Linked DNA regions of Homo sapiens: all the other regions are linked to region 1. Evidence: chromatin contacts called from ENCODE Hi-C or POLR2A ChIA-PET data. All regions are on one chromosome and are shown on one strand. Each heading gives the region's core, a stretch centred on a gene start or an enhancer-like site at or near the end of the contact. The rest is flanking DNA. Distances are from core to core; before and after follow the strand shown. Region 1 has its middle 180 kb from the start of INHBA. Region 2 has its middle 58 kb from the start of HECW1. Region 3 holds the start of MRPL32 (mitochondrial ribosomal protein L32). Region 4 overlaps LOC107986790 (a long non-coding RNA gene).

What was found. A loop is a pair of places that touch in the nucleus more often than their neighbours do. ChIA-PET counts read pairs that join two places held with the same protein, here RNA polymerase II (POLR2A). Pooled maps may share reads with other maps.
Region 2: a loop to region 1 is called in a pooled map, with 10 times the contacts of the local background. The contact joins two enhancer-like sites. A Hi-C loop is called at or near these places in 7 of 37 single-sample maps with no recorded cell type and 4 of 50 pooled maps.
Region 3: a pooled map shows a loop between it and region 1 (12-fold over the local background). The contact joins the promoter of MRPL32 here to the enhancer-like site in region 1. A Hi-C loop is called at or near these places in 4 of 37 single-sample maps with no recorded cell type and 12 of 50 pooled maps. POLR2A ChIA-PET finds 5 or more read pairs at or near these places in 1 of 52 experiments (activated B cell).
Region 4: a map with no recorded cell type shows a loop between it and region 1 (18-fold over the local background). The contact joins two enhancer-like sites. A Hi-C loop is called at or near these places in 4 of 37 single-sample maps with no recorded cell type and 7 of 50 pooled maps.

The regions. Positions count from the first base shown.
Region 1 is chr7:41,880,059-41,883,332 of GRCh38, reverse strand. No RefSeq gene overlaps it. Among named protein-coding and RNA genes, the nearest start is that of INHBA, 180 kb to the right of the region's middle. RefSeq lists an enhancer at 1,345-1,894. Within about 2 kb of position 1,597, at least 12 of the 41 ENCODE cell types and tissues checked have a DNase peak (open chromatin) inside an H3K27ac peak, as active enhancers do.
Region 2 is chr7:43,053,443-43,056,274 of GRCh38, reverse strand. No RefSeq gene overlaps it. Among named protein-coding and RNA genes, the nearest start is that of HECW1, 58 kb to the left of the region's middle. Within about 2 kb of position 1,419, at least 2 of the 41 ENCODE cell types and tissues checked have a DNase peak (open chromatin) inside an H3K27ac peak, as active enhancers do.
Region 3 is chr7:42,930,781-42,933,696 of GRCh38, reverse strand. MRPL32 (mitochondrial ribosomal protein L32) reads right to left here and starts at 1,321. Exons shown (of 3, transcript NM_031903.3): 1 at 1,181-1,321. The coding sequence starts at 1,310. PSMA2 (proteasome 20S subunit alpha 2) reads left to right here and starts at 1,523. Exons shown (of 8, transcript NM_002787.5): 1 at 1,523-1,579. The coding sequence starts at 1,539. RefSeq lists an enhancer at 1,143-1,372.
Region 4 is chr7:43,070,455-43,073,352 of GRCh38, reverse strand. It overlaps LOC107986790 (a long non-coding RNA gene), which reads left to right. Exons shown (of 3, transcript XR_001745189.2): 2 at 1,365-1,499; 3 at 2,599-2,898. Among named protein-coding and RNA genes, the nearest start is that of HECW1, 41 kb to the left of the region's middle. RefSeq lists a silencer at 1-23. Within about 2 kb of position 1,497, at least 3 of the 41 ENCODE cell types and tissues checked have a DNase peak (open chromatin) inside an H3K27ac peak, as active enhancers do.

The DNA of each region.
Region 1 (3,274 bases), core at 348-2,847:
CCCTGCAGGCCGGTGGGGATGGCCTGAGAGAATTCTGGGCCAGCAGGCGGCCATATATTTCTTCCATAATCCTGTATGCGCGGGCAAAGTATCAGGCAAAGGTATAAATAAAACGTTCTGACTCCACATATGGTATTTTGGGTTTACAAATCCTTCATAAACTTTTTCCATTCCTATCAGCAGTTTTATTCATTATGGGACATCCAGCAACTCTCCTTTCGGGATTATTTGAGAAGCAGTAAAGGCTTCCTGTGAAAGGAGCACGTTAGCTGTAAGATTTGTGCAAAGATCGAGTGCCTGGCGGGGAGTAATCCCTAGACTGCGGATCTCAAATGTTTGGTGGGGTTTCCCCTACTGCTGGCTTTCATGTTCTCAGGGCATCATTACTGCGGTGGTGCAGCCGTAATGATGGGAAAGTGCCTGCTTTCTCTTTTCCCCCAGGGCCCCAGGGTCATATCTATGGGCTGGCAGACATGTTTTCTCCTTTCTCTTTCCTGTTTGCATTCACCTTGTGATTTTACTGATTTGGGGGTTCAGAGTGGGAAATCAGGCCAAAAATATATACATTCGAGATTTAAAAACTGAGTTATATCCAGCTTCCCCTTGCAATTTGAAATTATACTCCTCTTTCCATCTCTGTGTAAGTATGGGTTTTGACCAGTTTACGGAAAAAGTATATATTGGATCAAAAAGAGGCAATAGTTGGGTGTGACCTGGGAGCCAAAGTATCTAGACACATCTTAATGGGTGGCCTCATTCGTAAGAACAAAGAGAAAGATCCCTTGCTGACTGAGTAGAGGAGAAACAGACATCCTCTGGAGCTGAGGCTGGCAGGGGACGCTACAGCGAGCCGGCCAGTATGAGTTCACAGCCCAGGTCACACACCCTCCCCTCTGCTTGGCAGCAAGCACTATGCCTGGCACAAGTTATTAAGTGTTGTTCAATGTTTTGGATAAATTAAGAGGGGCAAGTGCCAGACTAGATGGTGCCACATTTTTAACTCTGTCCTCTTCCAAACTGTAATCATCTTGGTTCCACCTGCTAATTACCATTCGAATGTATCCCTTCCACTACAATGGCATTGCCTCGCCTCTGATCCTTGGCTTCTACAGCTATTTACTATTACTCCAGATTGGGGTCCTCAGCTGCAGTCAGACCACCAGATAGATCTGTGAGTCCTCAGAGAAAGATCTACCTGTTAGCTAATAAACTAATAAACTTCAGCTCAGGGCCTCACTTGCACGGTCCCTTACAAGAGCTGGGGGAAGACCTTGCAATGTGTTCACATGGTCATATATTTTTGTAAAATGTATTAAAAGTGAGCTATATTTAGCCATAATTGGTTAAGACTGCTTCCCCTTTCTGTTTCGACTTCCCCTCTGTGCACCTACTGTTAGGGTGTCAGCGTCGTCACCAGCACTTTGGGGCCCCAGCTAAAAGGAAGTTGAGTTGCGAATATATTTAGTTTGGGTTCAGTAGGGGATATTTTTGTGGTTGGTAGTTGTTTCTGAATGCAGTTAAGTTATTACTAGTCATCCTGGTGTAGGAACGGCTTCTAGGAATACTCCTACGGCCCCCTGCACTGACGCACCCAGCCTCGTGACAGGAAGTGGAGGGTCAAACGTCATCTGGTGATATGAATTTGTCCTGCAGCATCTGACACCAGACGTTTATGCAGAATCAAGGAGAAGCAAAGTTTGAAATATACAAAGCAGGAAGCTGGTCTCTGGAAAATTCTTCCAAAGTCAGATATGTAAAATCGTAAGCAGAGGACTTTGTTTTCAATGACAGCTAGTCAAAACAGAAGTTGTCTCCTTTCAGGAATATAGCACGCCATGCTGTGTATACAATTATACAGGCCTCATACATTTTCCTTTCCTCCTTGATGAGAATTCTGCAAAAGAGATTTATTGGAATTCTCATGTTTTAACCTATGGTTGTGGTATTTATCATCATTCTAAAGTTCTATTTTTTTTGAGGTTTATCTTCTCATTCTAAATAACTGTTCAGTTTTATACCTAATTATATATTCTTGGTTTTGAATTTTTTTGCTTAAGAAGGGCTCCTCAAATTGTATAACATCAGGTTCCAGAAGATCTGTGTAAGCCACTGACTGTCCCTGGGGTTGTAGTCAGCCTGGTCTTCTCTTTTTTCTAAATTGAGACGGAGTTTCACTCTTGTTGCCCAGGCTAGAGTGCAGTGGCTCTATCTCGGCTCACTGCAACATCTGCCTCCCAGGTTCAAGTGATTCTCCTGCCTCAGCTTTCCAGATAGCTGGGATTACAGGCATCCACCATCACACCCGCTAATTTTTTGTATTTTTAGTAGAGACAGGGTTTCACCATGTTGGCCAGGCTGGTCTCAAACTCCTGACCTCAGGTGATCCACCTGCCTTGGCCTTCCAAAGTGCTGGGATTACAGGCATGAACCATTACGCCTGGCCAGGCTGGTCTTCTTAAAGCAGAAGGCTAGTAGGTGACGGCCCCCTAATTGGAATACTTTGACAACCTTTATCCTTCATAAACTGACATCCACTGCCCTCCTCCTACCTTTCTCATGCTATAGACCAGCCATGTGCACACTGACAGCTCCTGGGACACACAGCTTCATTGTTCGCCCCTCACCTCCTTTGACCATGTGGATCCCTGTAATCCCAATGACTACTTCAGTATTTGTTAGATAATCTTCTGTTTGTCTTTCAAAATACAGCAAAGGCAGAAAATAATGCAGGTGAGGTGAAAACCTGCCAGCATTAGAGTTGGCATAGGGTAGACTGCAGGGCCATGAGTGTTCACAGCTGGCCTCCTTGAGCCAGCCTTTGTAGGCTTATAGGGCCTGGAGCTCAACCATCAGTGGGAAATCTGGCATATACCCCTGGTGCCTGGCCCCTTTCTTGACAAAGAGTGAGTGCCAAATCCGTGTTGTGAAAGGCATCCATGAGACATCCCACTGTGGGTCCACCACCTAAAGCTCTGCAGCAGGAAGGATGTTGGTCTGGACTCTGTCCAGGCCTCTGGACTTTGCTTTTCCCTTCCCCCGACCTTCTGGTTTCTCCCCAGTCTATGTCACACGGTGCTCTGCAGTGTCTGTCTGGTCTGGTTATGGAATATCTCCAGCCACCTCCATTCTCATGCCTGCAATTCCTGACATTCCTGCTTTGCCCCATCTTTCAAGGCCAGAGCTCTGGGAATACCCTGGAGAGAACCATTTGTTTCTCCTTCATTCTTCATTTATCAAAATTTTCTCATTATCTTTCTCATTCTTAATTAGTGTC
Region 2 (2,832 bases), core at 170-2,669, 1.2 Mb before region 1:
TATTTATTTATTTATTTTAAACAGGGTCTCACTCTGTCACCCAGGCTGGAGTGCAGTGGCATGTTCTGGGCTCACTGCAACCTCCACCTCCCAGGATCAAGTGATTCTCATGCCTCAGCCTCCTGAGTAGCTGGGAACACAGGCTTGCACCACCATGCTCAGCTAATGTTTGTATTTTTATTAGGTTGGTGCAAAAGCAATTGCATTTTTTTGCCATTACTTTAATGGCAAAAAAAACGCAATTGCTTTTGCACCAACCTAATAGTGGAGACAGGGTTTTGCCATGCTGGCCAGGCTGGTCTTGAACTCCTGGCCTCAAGCGATCTGCCCACCCCGGCCTCCCAAAGTGCTGGGATTACAGGCATGAGCCACCGCGCCCAGCCCATTGTTTTTATTTATAACCCTAAGACTATCCCTCAAACCCTTCCCAAGCTCTGCCACTATCCTATTTAGAATCTCTTTATTTCTGTGTGGCTTTCTTAATGAGGCTAGAATCTGTAACGAAGACATTTGTGAGGGAAACAGGCAGAGCTTAAATATTATGGAGACTTTCCATCATTTGAATGCATTCTAGCCATATCTTTAATTACTTGTAAATATAATTGGGAGTTATTTTTTTCCCCTGATTCTGTCAGTCAGCCATATAGCTCCTATTTATCTTGTTAACCAAGATGCTTAAAACTTTTCGGGTATGGCTGGGCGCGGTGGCTCATGCCTGTAATCCCAGCACTTTGGGAGGCCAAGGTGGGTGGATCACCTGAGTTCAGGAGTTCGTGACCAGCCTGGCAAACATGGTGAAACCCTGTCTCTACTGAAAATACAAAAATTAGCCGGGTGTGGTGGCATGCGCCTGTAGTCCCAGCTACTTGGGAGGCTGAGGCAGGAGAATCACTTGAACCCGGGAGGTGGAGGTTGCAGTGAGCCGAGATTGCGCCATTGCACTCCAGCCTGGTGACAGAGCAAGACTCTATCTCAAACAACAATAACAAAAAGAAAACCAACCAACCAAAAACAAAAAAAGCGTTTTGAGTATGTATGGCATAGACCTTCTTCCTGTTTTTAAAGCTTCTTAATACATACAGGTGTAGCTTTCATGAGTATATATACATTTCGCTACAAATGACTATTGGTTTTATTCTAACACAATAGATTGCCTTTTAAAAGACGCCTACCTTTTCATTTCCTTACAGTCTTTCCTCATTTTTCAGACCCAGAATCTCCACAAAATGCCTTACTCTACTATTCAGTGGGAAAGTAGTAATGTTTAACCCTTATGAAACATCTCTCGGTCAGGTTTCAGTCCCAGTGATACCAGAACCAGGGAGCGAAGGTGGTTACAACTGAGTGATGTAATTCCCTAGAGACATGGGTTTCCTTTGTCTCAAGCCTGGCAGCCTAATTAATATGCTGAAAACACCTTAACTCTAACTGGGCTTGAGACATTTGCAGAAGATGACTTTCAGCTGCCTGCAGGAGCGGCCAAAGGAGCCTGGGCCTTGCTTTTTACCAATCTTAACATCATCTCTCAGTCTGCAGACCAGCTTTCCATTTTACCACATTGTTGACATCCTCCTTCAAGAGCTTCACTTCACAAAAAAATGTGGTGCTCTCTTTTGTCTTCTTAGTCTCATGAAGCATTGGGATAAAAGCCTGAAAGCTTTGCATCTAAAGAGTTAAAATAATTTGCATGGCAGAATCTCAAATCTCGCTGCTTCTCCCTGCCAAAGAGGGAGAAAAAAAGAAAGCAATAAGGAGGAAGGGAAAGCGGGAACATCACTATTAGAAAATCAATCAGTTCCTGGAAAATAATCCTCTTAAATCCTTTCCTAAAGGTGGGGAGAGCCCTCTTATCAGGGTTTTCAGTGAAATCTATAGCAAGGTCTGGCAACTCTGTCATGGTTGATAGTCTGCATTTAGTCCTATTTATCTGGATTTCAGGATCATCCTATGGAAATGATCCACGAGTACAATTATAGGAGTACTTAGTAATTTTATCCTTTTACTCATTAATATTAATTAGTGCTTGGAGGGGAAAGAGGACAGGGAACAGCTTCTCATATCCAAACTAATTAACTTCGTCTAGCTTGTATGAAAGTGAGAAAGCACTTTATTAAAAACCATAAGGTAAGCTCTCAAGGGACTTTTATTTTCTGCTTAGGCTAAACTATGATAACATTTGGCTCTTAGTGAGCTCCCTAAAATTGCCAGAAAGAATAAAAAAAATTGTGGCCAGGAGATTAAAGACTCCTGCATGGTTTCCAAGACACCCACTGTATTGGTGGTAACGTACGTTTGATGTTTTTATGCTATTCTGGAAAATGAAGGGTAGTTTCCAAGCCACCTATTTAGGACATAATAATGCTAGAAATGAAAAGGAAGATTAAGGCAATGGTAGTCATTGTTACTTCTTTTTAGTAATATATGTTGATACGTCATCTATTGACACTGAAGCGGTGAGTTAAAATCCTTTTTAATCTAATGCCTAAAAAATGTATTCGTCTCCCAGTTAGAATTGGGAACATTTTAAATTATTTATTTATTTTTTGAGACTGAGTCTCACTCTGTCACCCAGGCTGGAGTGCAGTGGTACAATCTCAGCTCACTGCAACTTCTGCCTCCCAGGTTCAAGCGATTCTCCTGCCTCAGCCTCCCTAGTAGCTGGGATTACAGTTGCGGGCTACCATGCCCGGCTAATTTTGTATTTTTAGTAGAGACGGAGTTTCACCATGTTGGCCAGGCTGGTCTCAAACTCCTGACCTCAGGTGATCCACCCACCTCGTCCTCCCAAAGTGCTGAGATTACAGGCATGAGCCACCACACCTGGCTGGAACA
Region 3 (2,916 bases), core at 72-2,571, 1.1 Mb before region 1:
GGATATTATCACTTTCAGGCTGCTTAGAAATTGAGTAGAATGTAAATGCCAAAGCCATGACAGTTTCAACATCCAAGATACTTCCAATTAAAATTAATTCCAAGTGAAACATGGGAAACAGAATTCAGCTCCTCAGAGCTCAAACACCACAGAAAACATGTACTGCGCGGGAGGGAGGGAGGAAGGGAGGAAAGAAGGGAGGGAAGGGAAGGGAAGAGGAGAGGGGGGAGAGGGGAAGCGGGAGGGGAGGTGAGGGCAGGGCTGGAAAGGAAAGACAGATCCAGAGAGTGGTGAGCCTTGATGCCAAGTGAGACCTGCAGAACTGTCCTCTCAGGACAACTCTGTACAAATCCCTGAACTCCACAGACTTGACCAAACTCTAGCATAGTTTCTAGCAGCATAAGGCTGTATCCTAGGATGACCTCGGCCCCCCCTTTAAAGTGCCTGCCTGAGAAAGCTCAACGCTGCCTGGAAAATTTCCTATTTATTTTGGCCAACATACCCCGATAGTAGGTCCCGAACTCCCTTAGAGCATTTCCTGGAAAGGGCATATAATTGTAAATACGTATCCCTTGCAACTAACTCGGAAGCTTTTCTTTCAAGGCCCTGAGAGCCATTCCTTCGAAATCTAATCATTAGGAAGGATAGGGCCTTTGTCTCCCAGTCTCTGCGGGAGGATAGAATTCTCCCTAAGACAACTGCGAGCTAGCAGACACAGCCGGCTAATCACATTTGCACTGACTTCACTATACTACACTTCTCTGACTCTACAGAGCCCCTACACTCCCGCCTCGCTCATTCTCCCTTTAAAACGCCCAAAGTCACCTCTGCACAAACCGGGATGGAGCTCAGCTCTTTACCTGCAGTAGTTACTGAATAAAATCTGTTTTCAGCGCTTTACTTACTGGCTGGCTATGATTTATCTTTGACACAAGCTTGGGTTACATTCTGTGTACGAATGGAACAAGCAGAGGAATTTTTTTTTTTTTTTTTTTGCGGTGGAGGGAGCGCAAAAACAGTCGTTCTGTTCTCGCTAATATGGGAATGTCACGAACTACGTCCCCGACATGAGGCCGCGGATCAGAACCGGGGCTGAGGGCGAACTGTGTAAGCTGCGTCTGCTACGCTGCCCGAGGTCCCGTCATCAGCCCCCTCTCCCACGGAGCCCTTCTTTACCTACCCCACGGAGGACTGGGAAAGCCCGGCCGGCTCTGCGGAAGCTTCCGTAGCAGTCGCTCCCAGTAGTTTCGAAGCACTCCCCGGGCCGCAGACCACGGCGAAACCACCAAGACCAGCATGGCCAGCGCCATTTTCCCTGCTGGAAGACCGCCCCGGTCCCGCCCCTGCTTTCAGCATGCGCACAGGCACAGAATCGGGCAAGCCTCGCTTCTTAGAACTACAACACCCCGCATGCTCTTGGAGCAGCTCTGACTCTCCTCCAATCATAGAGAGTAAAGGAAAGGTGAGGGGCGGGGAAATGAAAGGAAATCGGCCACAGTGCGCATGTGTGCGGCTGTGCTTTGGCTCTTCGGGTAAAGATGGCGGAGCGCGGGTACAGCTTTTCGCTGACTACATTCAGGTATGGAAGGGGCCCTCGAGGTCTTCAGCGTAGTCGAGGTTGCTGGTACTCTGTCGATTTAGTTTTTCCCATCCTGACGTCGGCATTGGTGCTTCTGGAGGGTCCAGTAGGGAATGGAGTTGGAAATGCGGCTTTGCAAAGTCATTTGCCAGGCCGACCCGGGATTCCTGGAGCTTCCTTGGTCGGAGGCTGCTGGAGGGTCGGGGGGATGCGGTTTTGCGGGGTTAACATGGGGCTGCGGGACGGTGAGGCACATAGCCAAGGATTCGCTTTCACTTTGGAGACCAGAAAAGAAGGCAGTTTTAGCTTAACCATCTCTGGGTGGCCCGTTCCGAACTCAGGATTTTTTTCCTGGCTCAAGTAGACCTGATGCGGTGGTTTCTGAAACTTGGAATCTTGGTCAAATATGTGGGGTTCCCTTTTCTTGGAAAACTCTCAGCTTTACAGTTAAGTCGGAGTCTTGGTCTCCATTTGGCACTAGTGTCTTTCAAAACCTCCCGCTTTCGGTTTCTTCGATGCACGAATTAGAAACATAAGGACTAAAAACCGAAAGCCCCTATCACTTTTTTGTGAACCCCTAACAACGAGGCAAGTTTGAGTTTTGGTCTTTTTTTGGTGGACTGGGGGGAACGTCGGGGAGGGGGATGTTTACTTTAAACAAGATTGTAGGTTTTTCTATTGTAGAAAAGGGGATTAGAATAATAAGTTTACTTTCCAAAATACAGTTGGGGCGAACCATGGCTCTCAACGTGAGAAAACCATCGCCGAAGACTTTTAAAAATTGACTGGGGAAGTTTTCTGACTTACCCATTTTCTTAAGGATCAGTAATGCCCAGTTTACTTAAAATGTACTCCTGACAACTGAAGGCAGGCGGGATCTAACTTGTTGAGTACTTTGTTAGGTGCAACTTAACCTTAACCTGCTCCATCTCTTTCCACTGCTATAATGAATGTTATCTCAGCTTCTTACAGATGAACTAACCGCAGCTTGTACAAATTAAACAACTTGTCTAAGGTCATCGGTGAGTAGCTGAGTTGACATTCAAACTGGGTTTTTTTTCTGATAACAAAAATACACTTTCCATTACATAACGTTGTCTTAAATTCCAAAAGTACTTTTCTCTTGGCAGTTTTCAGTAAGCAGTGGGTGTATGTAATAGTTTTTTTGTAACCTTTGAACGAGATTAATTTAATTATGCAATAAAAGGTCTCATTATATTACATATGACAGAATAGTGTGTGCAGGATGTATTCACTGTTCCTATTTATGAAGAAAACAAATGTGGTCCTTTTTTTAGGGACAGGGACTTGGCAGCCTCCAGCTCTTGGGCTCAAGG
Region 4 (2,898 bases), core at 248-2,747, 1.2 Mb before region 1:
CTAGGAAAGAAAACTGGATCTGAGGGATCCAGAGGCAGACAATAACAGAAATTAAAAGGCACAACACAGGTAAGCGTGGCTGATTCCTGCCGATTAAGCCAACCCCAGGCTTCCTGTTTCATGGATAAAGACCACATTAATATCCGTGGCATAAATGAGGTCTAGGGAATCCAAGGCTGCTGGCAGCAGGGGAGATAGGGCATATGTGGATAAGAGCGGATGATTCTCACCCACTAGGCCCCCTGCTTCATGGGTGCAAGCCGCTCTTCCACCCAAGGTGGCACCTGCCAAGGTTGCTGGGACTTGGGGATGCAAAGATGGAAGAGGAAAGAGGATGCTTTTCCCTCTCTCCCTCATGTACCTCTGAAGAAGGAATTTATGAATTTTACAAGTATAATCAAAGACAACCAAAAATGTTTACTTTTTCCTTCCAAAGCTAACTGTAGTGTAGCCCCACCCCGTAGTGTAAGTTAGAGAAAAATACTAACTGCCTGTTTTTCCTTTTGTGCTCAGCGAGCCTTATCTGTACTTGCTAGTTTCACATTCCTTGAGGCTCAGCGAGTTCCTGCTTCACCTCCCTAGCACAGCTGCAAAGTTACAAGGTTGACACAGAAATGGTTTATACAGTTAATGGTTTCCCAAAGATGTGAAACATGTAATATAAATAAATGTAAAAGACTGATCAACTGCCTTTGCTCTCACTTCTGTAAGTACACTTCCTGCATCACATAGTTCCCGGCCACTGGCTGCTTAAAAAGTGGCTGTTTTCTTTGTCCGGGGCTCAGACTTTCCTGGACGCTAGTCCTACTGAGCCAGGTGATCACCTTTTAATAAAGACCTTTCCTGGACTCACTCTGTTCGGTCTCTCCCATCTTTGATTGTCCCACAATACCTTGGGTATCTTCTAGGAAGAGAAGGGAACCAGGGATGCCTGCCCCCCTCTTTCTAGATGGGTAGCCATTCGCCTTCAGTCTGTACCCCTTTTGAATGCATCCTGAACCTCTAGGACTCCTTTTAAAAAAAAAAAACACCTTCTTTTTTTCCTTTCTCCTCCTCTGTCCTCTTCACTGATAGGTAATTGTGTCTTCATACTATGGGACACTCCCCTCAGAAACATCCTCCAAACTGGAAAGAATTAATTTCCCAAACCTTAACCTGGCTGGCTTAGGAATGGGCTCAGGGGAAGGGAACCCAGAAGACTGACATGCTGGCAAAAGCGTAAAGTTTTTTCTTAACCAGTTGGGCTTTTGGCCTTGTGCAAACTGGTAAAAGGCCTTGGAATTTTTGAGCTGTTCTTACCCCTCTCCTTGTTTTGTTTTGATACATGTTTTCTAATAAGCTGGTTTGTCTATTCTTGCCTTCAGGCCATCAAACTACAGTCAGTCATGCAACAGGAGCCTCTGATGACGACCCTTTCTGCTGGGAACCCTTAAATAGGCCTCTGAGGGAGCTCTGACTGCGGCTTCCCCCAAAACAGCGCCCCCTGTCAGCAGGAGGCAGTTAAGATCGCTCTTCTTCCTTATCCTTATTCTAATGGCAGTTAGATGTACCTCTCTAGAGCGGGGAATGAGACAGCCAGGTGGGAGGGGGTCCCCAGAGAAACTCCAGCTGGCCTGCACACTGGGATGGAGCCACAATAGTTCACATCCTTTGCAGCAGGGAGGAGCCAGCTCCTCCTCTTCTGTGTGGAACCTGGAATTCAAGCCGCTGGCGGCAAGCACTCTAGCAGGGACTCTGACTTGTTGAGGATCCCTGTTTCCCCCTTTTTCTCCCCACTTTTCACCGAATAAAACTTTGTCTTACCCACCCTTCAAACCGTCTTTGAGCCTAAATTTTCATGGCCCGGGGACGGACAAGGACCCTGTCTTTAGCTGAACAGACCTGCAAAATATTGATGTCTTTGCCTGTAACTCTTGCCTCCCCGAAAGGTATAATACTCAACTGCAACCCAGCTCCCTCAATATTTTAAATCTTTATTGTAAAAACATCTTATTTTAAGAAATGGGATGTGCAAGGGAAATGGTAATTATGTTCCCAAAGCATCAATAATTTCAAAAAGAGAATGCAGGGGAAGATTGCTTTCCATAGTTTTAGCATAGAAAGTTTAATACTCTATCACAAACAAGGCACCTTCTCCCTGTAGCCCTCTGCAGCTTTCAGAGCACACTGTGATACAATTTCAAAAGGAAGCCACTTTTATAAATTCATACCCACCCTGGTGTGCAACTGAAAAAAGTGAAAAAGTAAAACCCACTTTCTCAGGACCTCTTGAGACTGTGTTCCCCCGCCATGGTCACTCATATTGGCTCAGAATAAACCTCTTTAAAATATTTTACAGAGCTGGTTTTTCTGTTAACAATGCCTATTTTATCAGTTATTTTATTCATTTACCCCTGAAATCTTAAAACAGACTTAAGGAAATTCACAAATACCAATAGATAAGATAAAGCTACGTTAACAATAAGTAAGGAAGGAAATATGGGCAAAAGAAAAATAAAGCAGAGAGCTGGGATGCCAGATGGCTTGAAAGTCAAACATATGTAAATAAAAAGCATTAATAATCATCTTAATTATATTCTATGTTATATTTTATTTCAGATAATGGAGCTATTTTTTTCTTTCGTTGTCCAAGTGGAAGATGTTAAAAAAGAAACCCTCAATGGTAATGCAGTTTATACCAACTTCACACAATCTGTTACACTCATTGATCCGTGGAATAATCATGACACTCAAATGAATTTGTATGCTGGTATTTACTATGGGAATGTAAAAAGAATATTACACTAGGTTTTGACAGATTTGGGCTAACAGGTAAATCTTTATTGTAAAAGATTTTATTTTAAGAAATGGGATGTACAAGGGAAATGGTAATTATGTTCCCAAAGCATCAATAATTTC